3 separate regions of the Homo sapiens genome follow, and all the other regions are linked to region 3. A link is a contact called in ENCODE Hi-C data. All regions are on one chromosome and are shown on one strand. The core of a region is the stretch at or near the end of the contact, and the rest is flanking DNA. Distances in the headings are between cores, read along the strand shown. Region 1 holds the start of AGGF1 (angiogenic factor with G-patch and FHA domains 1). Region 2 holds the start of PTCD2 (pentatricopeptide repeat domain 2). Region 3 holds the start of NSA2 (NSA2 ribosome biogenesis factor).

What was found. A loop is a pair of places that touch in the nucleus more often than their neighbours do. Pooled maps may share reads with other maps.
Region 1: a loop to region 3 is called in a map of CD8-positive, alpha-beta T cell, with 7 times the contacts of the local background. The contact joins the promoter of AGGF1 here to the promoter of NSA2 in region 3. A Hi-C loop is called at or near these places in 2 of 168 maps with a recorded cell type or tissue (CD8-positive, alpha-beta T cell and naive thymus-derived CD4-positive, alpha-beta T cell) and 12 of 50 pooled maps.
Region 2: a loop to region 3 is called in a pooled map, with 12 times the contacts of the local background. The contact joins the promoter of PTCD2 here to the promoter of NSA2 in region 3. A Hi-C loop is called at or near these places in 5 of 50 pooled maps.

What each region holds. Positions count from the first base shown.
Region 1 is chr5:77,029,083-77,031,783 of GRCh38, reverse strand. AGGF1 (angiogenic factor with G-patch and FHA domains 1) reads right to left here and starts at 1,380. Exons shown (of 14, transcript NM_018046.5): 1 at 808-1,380. The coding sequence starts at 1,017. RefSeq lists enhancers at 563-1,142, 1,154-1,503, 1,143-1,722.
Region 2 is chr5:72,319,123-72,321,822 of GRCh38, reverse strand. PTCD2 (pentatricopeptide repeat domain 2) reads right to left here and starts at 1,450. Exons shown (of 10, transcript NM_024754.5): 1 at 1,314-1,450. The coding sequence starts at 1,440. MRPS27 (mitochondrial ribosomal protein S27) reads left to right here and starts at 1,583. Exons shown (of 11, transcript NM_015084.3): 1 at 1,583-1,674. The coding sequence starts at 1,602. RefSeq lists enhancers at 1,252-1,461, 1,522-1,851, 1,450-1,990, 1,991-2,532.
Region 3 is chr5:74,765,987-74,768,719 of GRCh38, reverse strand. NSA2 (NSA2 ribosome biogenesis factor) reads right to left here and starts at 1,471. Exons shown (of 6, transcript NM_014886.6): 1 at 1,357-1,471. The coding sequence starts at 1,359. It overlaps GFM2 (GTP dependent ribosome recycling factor mitochondrial 2), which reads left to right and starts at 1,603. Exons shown (of 21, transcript NM_032380.5): 1 at 1,603-1,782. RefSeq lists an enhancer at 1,451-1,890.

The DNA.
Region 1 (2,701 bases), core at 131-2,630, 2.3 Mb before region 3:
TCCAGGTGCCCGCCGCCACGCCCGGCTAATTTTTGTATTTAGTAGAGACGCCCGGCTAAATTTTGTATTTCACCATGCTGGCCAGACTGCTCTCGAACTCCTGACCTGGTGATCTGCCCGCCTCGGCCTCCCAAAGTGCTGGGATTACAGGCGTGAGCTACCGCGTCCAGCCAAGGTTGTTTTTAATGTGACAGTTTAAGTATTAACATTTGCCCCTACCATCTTGGAAACGAAATAAGCTGCTTAACGTCTCCAACAAAAGCAGTTATATATCGTCCCTACTTACACAAGAAAGCCGAAGATGATAAACGCCCAGAAGAGCAACCTTAAACAGGTATAGCATTCAAAAGTTTGTAAAATTGTTTGTTTTACTTCACCTTTACTACTGTGAGCTATCATTCTCATTTAATGGGGAACTGAGACTCGGTATATAAGTTCACACACCCAGTGAATAGCAGAGATGGGATTCTGACTCAAGTCCAGCATTTTAATAAACTCAAATGTGATCTACAGTAAATGCGCCTACTGCCAATGGGATGTTAGGTCAAGTGAGAATGAAGACAATGTAGCCACAGTACTTAAGTTCAATTCACGCCAGCCGCGAGACATTGATTTAAATCAAGTAACCTGAACTCAGGTTTGCTCCTAAGGTACTTGGAATTGTAACTGCGCTGAGCTTCTACTTATTTACTTTAAGTACTCTACAGTAGTTCTGAGCCCCTGCCAGGGACCCCTTCCGAGGCTATCACGGGCTTCGAAGGCCTCGCCTGGGCTGGATGGGGCGCGGGGCTGAGGAGGACCGCGCACCTGCGTGCGGAGCTCCTGGTTGTTGCTTTCTGCGTTCTGGTACAGCCGTTCTGTGTGATGCAGCAGCTTCTCGATCTCCCGCACCTGCCGCTTGCAGCTCCGCAGTTCACGTTCCAACTTCTCCACCTTCCGCCTTAGCTGGGCCAGCTCAGGCTCGGGGGAGGTGGGCGGCGGCGGCGACCGCGGCGGGGACGGCGCCTCCGAGGCCATGAGCTCCGGCGCGAGACTGCTCGTCGCCGCGGAGGGGCTGCGTTCAGGCCGAAACGGACGCCGGCGGACCCAGAGACCACTGGAGCGCGCGGGCAGCGAAAGGCAGCCTCACACCCGGCTGGCCGCGGTGGCCCCTGGCCATGACGCCCTGAAACTCACTTGTAGCCGAACGGGGCTGCGAGCAACGAGCAAGGGGACCGAGGATGGCCCCTGCCCGATGTGCGCGGCCTGCAAACCGGAAAACTTTCCTGGAAACTACCTTCTCCAGCTACAGAGACAGAGGGAGGAGCGTCGGATAAGCAGTCGGAAAACCAGAGGCCAGAAGAGCTCCAGCAGCTCCCCAGTTGAGCCGGAAACAACGGCGCCAGCGGCAGGCGGGACCAAGACGGAACAGGAAGCGACGGAAAGCGGGAAGACCTGACAGTGTACGTGCCGACGTCTCGGCCTGCGGAGGGGCGTTACCTGAGGGCGTGGAGAGCTGTGGCAATGTGGCTACCGAAGCCCTAAGAGCGACAGGGAGGCTTGCAGCCTCTGGTCTCAGACATTTGCACGTGCGGATGTTCTTTGAACAAACTTTTAGTATAGCATGCATTTCCTATCTCCTTGTTTTACAAATAAGAACAGAGTATCCCAGAAATGATTTGTGGGGACTATGATGCTCTACTTATGTCAACTGAAGAATGAGGAGGTTAATAAATTTAGAAAAGGGCTTTATTTCTCATGAAGGGTTACAGCCTGCAGGGTGGCCTTTCTGACAGGCTTGGAAGCATAGCCTCTGGTCAGAAGCTGAGAACAGACACTTGGAAGGAAGGACAAAGGGAACAGAAATTTATGCTGAGCAGGGTGGCCAAATATATTCAATGAGCTGTAGGAGGATTCATGAATATTTATGAAAGGAGAAATATGCACATGCACAATTAAGCTTCCTGCCTCTCTATGGGACCCATATTCAAAAAATGGTGGTGTTAGCATGATCCCAGTGTGAAGTTTTCAGCCCTCTGATGTCAAATGGCAAAGCAGAGGACATGAAAACCCTCGCTGTGAGTCCCTGGTAGATTGGCCAGAACTTCTCTGTGGTTGGTGGTCTCTTATCAGGAAGGAATGCTGGTTGGTGTGAAATCAGCCCAACTGTCCTATAGAACTGATGTTTATGGTTTCTTTTGAATAAACCTGGAAATTTACCCTCCCAGTCTTAAAACTTCAGAAAGTTACATCTTTCTTATCTGAGTTCCTTTCTTGGGAAACCAACCATGAGGCCTCCCAGATAGTATCAAGGAATTGAAACTTACCAGATCACTGCATCTGGACAATGAGGCACCATACCCCTCACCCATCATGATTGCCTAACCAGCCACCTGCTGCCTGTTGAACAAGTCCTCATCCTTACCGCTCACTAATTCCTGTTTTCTCACATGTAGTCACATTTCTCCCTTGCCATATAAACCTCTAATTTTAGTTGGTTGAGGAGATGGATTTGAGACTGATTTCCTATTCTCCTTGGCTGCAGCACCCAAATAGAACCTTCTTCCCTGGCAATACTCCTTGTCTCAATGACTGGCTTTCTATGTAGTGAACAATGGGTCTATTCAGTCAGTTCAGGGGCTCAGAATTTTACTTTTATTTCTCATTTAGTCATTCTTCTGGTTCCTGAGTTTAGACCCCCCGGGAAAATAGAGCAAGTACA
Region 2 (2,700 bases), core at 201-2,700, 2.4 Mb after region 3:
AAAACTAATAACATTTAAATGCAAAACAGGCATATTTAGTTTTGGTTTATCCAGGGAGAAGCACAGTGTAGTGGAAAAAGCTGCAGCATGACCACTGGAACTCCCAGTTTTGTCCTCTGTGAAATGAGGGGGTTAAGGCCTCTCAGATGTGGACTCAAAATACATTTGAGATACATGGAAATCATTGATCACAGCTTAGTAGATTTGGGAAACATCATCCTTTCTTTAGGATCCTTGGCTGTGCATGAGATAAAACGGACCAAGCGTGGCCGAAGAATCACGCACTAACAGAGTTCTGTGAGCTGCAGTAACAAGGTAACAATAAAAGTTGCTATTTATTTACAGAAAGGCAGTCCAGTGAAGTGGTTAGGAGCAGGTTTCTATTGTTGGGTGTGTTCAAATCCCACCTCTAACAGTTCCCTCTGACTTTGGGCAAATTACTTAACCTTGTTCCTCCTCTGTAAATGGAGAAAAGAATGGTACTTCTCTTGCTGGGTGTTGTCTAGAGAAAAGGAATTAATGTATGTAAACTACATTAAAGTAATGCCTGACAAACATTTTTACTATCACTCACTAGCATCTTCAGATTTAACTCTCTTCATAGAGATGTTAGAGGATAGTTTTGAAAAATGAAGAAACGTGCCGTTAAGTCTTTTAGATTGTTAGCAGAACTGAGACTCCATAAGACCTCTGCTTCCAAACTCTGCAGAAAAGAAAAAGGCCGGGCGCGGTGGCTCACTCCTATAATCCCAGCACTTTGGGAGGCCGAGGCGGGTGGACCACGAGGTCAGGAGTTCGAAACCAGCCTGGCCAACATAGTGAAACCCGTCTCTACTAAAAATACAAAAAATTACCCGGGCGTGGTGGCGCACGCCTGTAGTCCCAACTACTCGGAAAGCTGAGGCAGGAGAATCGCTTGAACCCGGGAGGCGGAGGCTGCAGTGAGCCGAGATCGCGCCACCGCACTCCAGCTTGGGCGACAGAGCAAGACTTCGTCTCAAAAATAAATAAATAAATAAATAAAAGTCACCCAAGGCGGGAGGGATGTTCCTGAAGACGAACGTCGCCCCATCTGAGGGAGCACTACAGCCCCAAGGTCAATACCCCAGCAGTCCTTCGATTTGCAGGCACTGGGGGTATCCACGACCCCCAGTGGTCACCACTGCACCCACGTGCAACTAGAGGGCGAGGGTGCGCTCCAGGCCAGTGAGTGACTTAGGAGCTGTGGCTGCTCCACAGAGATGCTAGCTGGGATCTAACACTCCCTTCTCTCCCATCCCTCCCCTCCTTCCCTAGGCTAAAGCCGCGGATACCTCCGAGAGGGCAGCGGCAGCTGACAGAGCCGGAGCCTCCCACCCCAGGATACACCAAAATCTGCAGCGCCTGCAGGAGAACTCGATTCGAGGGCCGAAATGCAGCAGCCATACTGTCTCGGACCATACCAACTACTGGAACCGGGGCGAGGAGGCGGAGCGTCGGTCCTGTCGTCGAGAGCGACAAAAGGGATTCGTCCAATTCTGGGCGCCCCGAGAGGTCGAGCTGTAACCCCGCCCCTTCCTCTGTCCGTAACCCGTTGGCTGTTCCTTTTGGTACGCTCCAAGATGGCTGCCTCCATAGTGCGGCGCGGGATGCTCCTGGCGCGGCAAGTGGTTCTTCCTCAGCTCTCTCCTGCAGGTTGGCCGGACAGCTTCATTAGGCCCCTGATTATTCTGTTTTTTGGGTGAAGGGAGCGGTGGGCTTTCAAGAGGAGAGGAAACGTTTCTGGAATCTGATTGCTAGGGACGCCATTTGGGGTGTTTGGTAGTGCAGAAGAAGGAGACAAGGTATCTGATCCATTTCCTTCCCTAAAATAACAGTATGTTCCTGTCCAAAGGTACGAAGAGCAGTGGAAGGTTATATAGCATGAGGGAATTTGCGTATGATTCGCCAGATTTATGTGTTGGGGTGGTCGTGCTTTTGCTGACCACGAAAAACCCAAATGTGCGCCGGGCGCGGTGGCCCACGCCTGTGGTCCCAGCACTTTGGGAACGCGAGGCGGGCGGATCGCCAGGAGTTCGAGACCAGCCTGGCCAACAGGGCGAAACCCCATCTCTACTAAAAAATACAAAGAAATTATCTGGGCCTGGTGGCGCGCGCCTGTAATCCCAGCTACTCGGGGGGCTGAGGCAGGATAATCGCTTGAACTCGGGAGGCGGAGGTTGCAGTGAGCAGAGATCGCGCCACTACACTCCAGCCTGGGCAACAGAGCGAGACCCTGTCTCAAAAAAAAAAAAAAAAAAAAAAAAGGAAAAACCTAAATGTGTCCATTCCTGGGGCTGGGACATTTTTCTCCCATCTGAGGTTTCTTTAGAGGGACGTCAGATAAACATTTTTCCCACCACCACACATTTAGCTGGACCCCTGGTCTTCGTGGAAGAATTTTTCAGTATTAATCTCATTTTATCTGATGACCTAGAGCACAACTTTTGATTGACCTTTCTTTGCTATAGTTTTCCACGTGTAGATAATAAATGCTATTAGTTACTTGTAAAATACTTTGATATCTGAACTAAATGGCAGCCCACTCAAAGCCTGCATAGTGGATCTGATAATGAAAACATTGGAAAAAAGTTTTAAAGTATTTATAGAAGCCAAATTTGCAGTGATTCTAACCACATAATCCAGACAGACATATTTGATAAAAATGCAATAATCACACTC
Region 3 (2,733 bases), core at 222-2,721:
TTAGGGAATGGTCCAAAATCTACTGGACCACAAAAGGGATGAACTGATTACAGTATCTTTTTTCCTTGACATAATTTGCTTTTTTAATAACACCTTCATTTCACATTTAAAAAATTTAAGTCAGTTTTATTGAAGCATAATTTACACACAGTAAAACCTGTCCTTTTTAGGTATACAGTTCTAAGTTTTTCCTAACTACACAGTTCTGTAACCACCACAATCAAAATACAAAGAATTTCCATTTCCCCCTAAAATTCCCTATGTAACTTTTAAGTCAATCCTCTTTCCCAACCCTCAGTTTGATACCTATCCCTACAGTTTTGCCTTTCCCAGAATGAAACAGGGATCAACAGTAGTACATAGCCTTTTGAATCTGGTTTCTTGCTTTTGGGATTCACCCAATTTGCTGCAGGTATAGGAACTTCAATCCTTTTTATTGTTGAGTAGTATGCTATTGTATGGATACACCACTGTTTACCCGCTGACCAGATGATAGGTATCAGGGTTGTTCCCAGTTTTGGGTGATTACGAATAAATCTGCAATAAACAACTGCATGCAAGTCTTCATGTGGACGTGTGTTTACTGCCAGACCGTTTTCCAAAAGTGCATTATTTTTCTTTTCACCAGCAATGTATGGGATGCTTTTTGCATTTTAGACACGTTTTAAACACGCGGCCAGGCGTGAGTCTATTCGTATTTTAAGGCTGCAAAAATAAAAATGATACAAAGCCAAGTCCAGCACAGAGAGCAATGTTAAGTAACAACCAACAAGGTGTGCTGCTACCAACTGCTATCACATAAACTTTGCAGCAATCACATGAAGGGTGTATGGAATGCCATTTTGCAAAGAAACGCAGATTATAGAGACGTAACACAAAGAGAAAGGACCTGGCAGTTAGATCTGGGCCGTTAAGCCCGGCTTCGCAATTCATTAGCTGTCTGGTCTTTGGCAAGGACGCCTTCAGTTTCCTCAGCAGTAAAATGAAGGGGGCGGGACTGACATCTAAGACTGTACAAGGGACAACCATATTCCCATTAGGCTCTGGGGCTGATAACCACGCTTGTGGTGAAATCAGGAATTTTTAGGACTCTTAGCGGTGGATCAAAAAGAAAAAAGAAAACAGGACAGAGTAAAATCTTGCTCCAAAGCTTGTGTTCTGGCAAATACCGTCTGTGTCTCGAATGTGAAGTTGTTTCCACTCCTCAGAGCCCACCCCACGGGTCTACCATCCTTTTCTCTTGGCAGTTCTCATTTCCGCCTACCACCGCTCACCCCCTACCCCAGCGCCCCAGAGTCCTCAGGTCCCACTAACTCAGACGCTGTGTGTCGCGAGCGTCCGAGGCATCCTCCTTACCATGGTGACGGCCGCAGAGCCGCCAGGAGCAGCCGCTGGAGTGCGAAAACGCTCTCAATTTTCGGGTCTCAAAGACCCACAAGCCCACACCACGCAGGCCGGGACAGGAAAGAGTCACCCTTTAAAACGGCCGAGTGAAGAGCAAGAACCACGCAGCGGTTCCGAGCCTCTGTTTTCCGCTTTTAGCTAGGAGGACGGAAGTTGCTGGCAGGCGGCATTTGGCCGGTACACCGCCGGAAGTGTGGAGGTGTGGCTGCCCGAGGCGGTAGAGCGGAGAAAGCCTATTTTCTTTTCGTTTAGATACATTGCCTTTTGCCTAGGCTGGCGTCGAGACTTGAGGCCGTTGCAGACTTTGGCGCGGCTCGCGCCTCCTGCTTCAAGAGCCCAGCGGTGAGAGCTGGCCTGCGGCACGCGGCCTAATGCCAGGTGAGTACTGCTCCGAGCTGTGAGACATCGCGCGCCTGTGACCCTGTCACAGCGCTGGGTACCGCTGACCTTTCAGGCTGCGACGGACACAGCCAGCCACGGAAGAGGACAACAGGGCCTCCGGACTCCCCTCGGTGTTCGCTCAGTATGGAAGTTTTTCTCTATCATTCGGCGAAGTCGACTCATCTTTGTTCCGGTCACTCTGTGTAATGTGTGCATGATTGTGAAGGATACTGAGGAATGAAAACTTAGTGTACAGAAAAATGGAACTACTGGGGCTTTGCAGCTGTTAGAAAAGAAGAAGATAACATTCTGGTTTTTTGGAGGTACAGGACTGATTCCAGAAATTTCTGAGGCATTTTGGTGCACCGAATCAAATGCTGAGTGGACTTGTATTTAGTGGCCCCCTAGTGTCAAGAAGTAATTAACTACCAGAAAGTACGTCTACTTAAATACACTATCAGGTTTACCCTTTTACTGCACAGTTGCAGAAGTTCCCTTAATTACTTCACAGCTTGCAGCGTGATTCAGTTGATGAACAAAAAGAACTGTACCAAAAGAATACTTTCATTAATTCTTAGTGCTTGTATTTGAGGCAGTATTTTGTTTTTGTTTTTGTTTTTATGGGTATTTTGAGACGGCATCTCGCCCAGTCGCCCAGGCTGGAGTGCAGGGGCACGAGCTCGGCTCACCGCAGCCTCGACCTCCCGGGATCAAGCGATCCTCCGACCTCAGCCTCAAAAGTAGCGAGCTACAGGCTCGCGCCACGAAGCCTGGCTGATTTTTGTAGTTTTTGTAGAGATGAGGTTTCACCGTGTTGCCCAGGCTGGTCTCGAACTCCCGGGTACGAGCGATCCACCCGCCTCGGCCTCCCAAAGTGTTGGGATTACAGGCTTGAGCCACAGCGCCCGGCTTTGAGGCAGTTTTTGTTTTGTTTTGAGACGGAGTTTC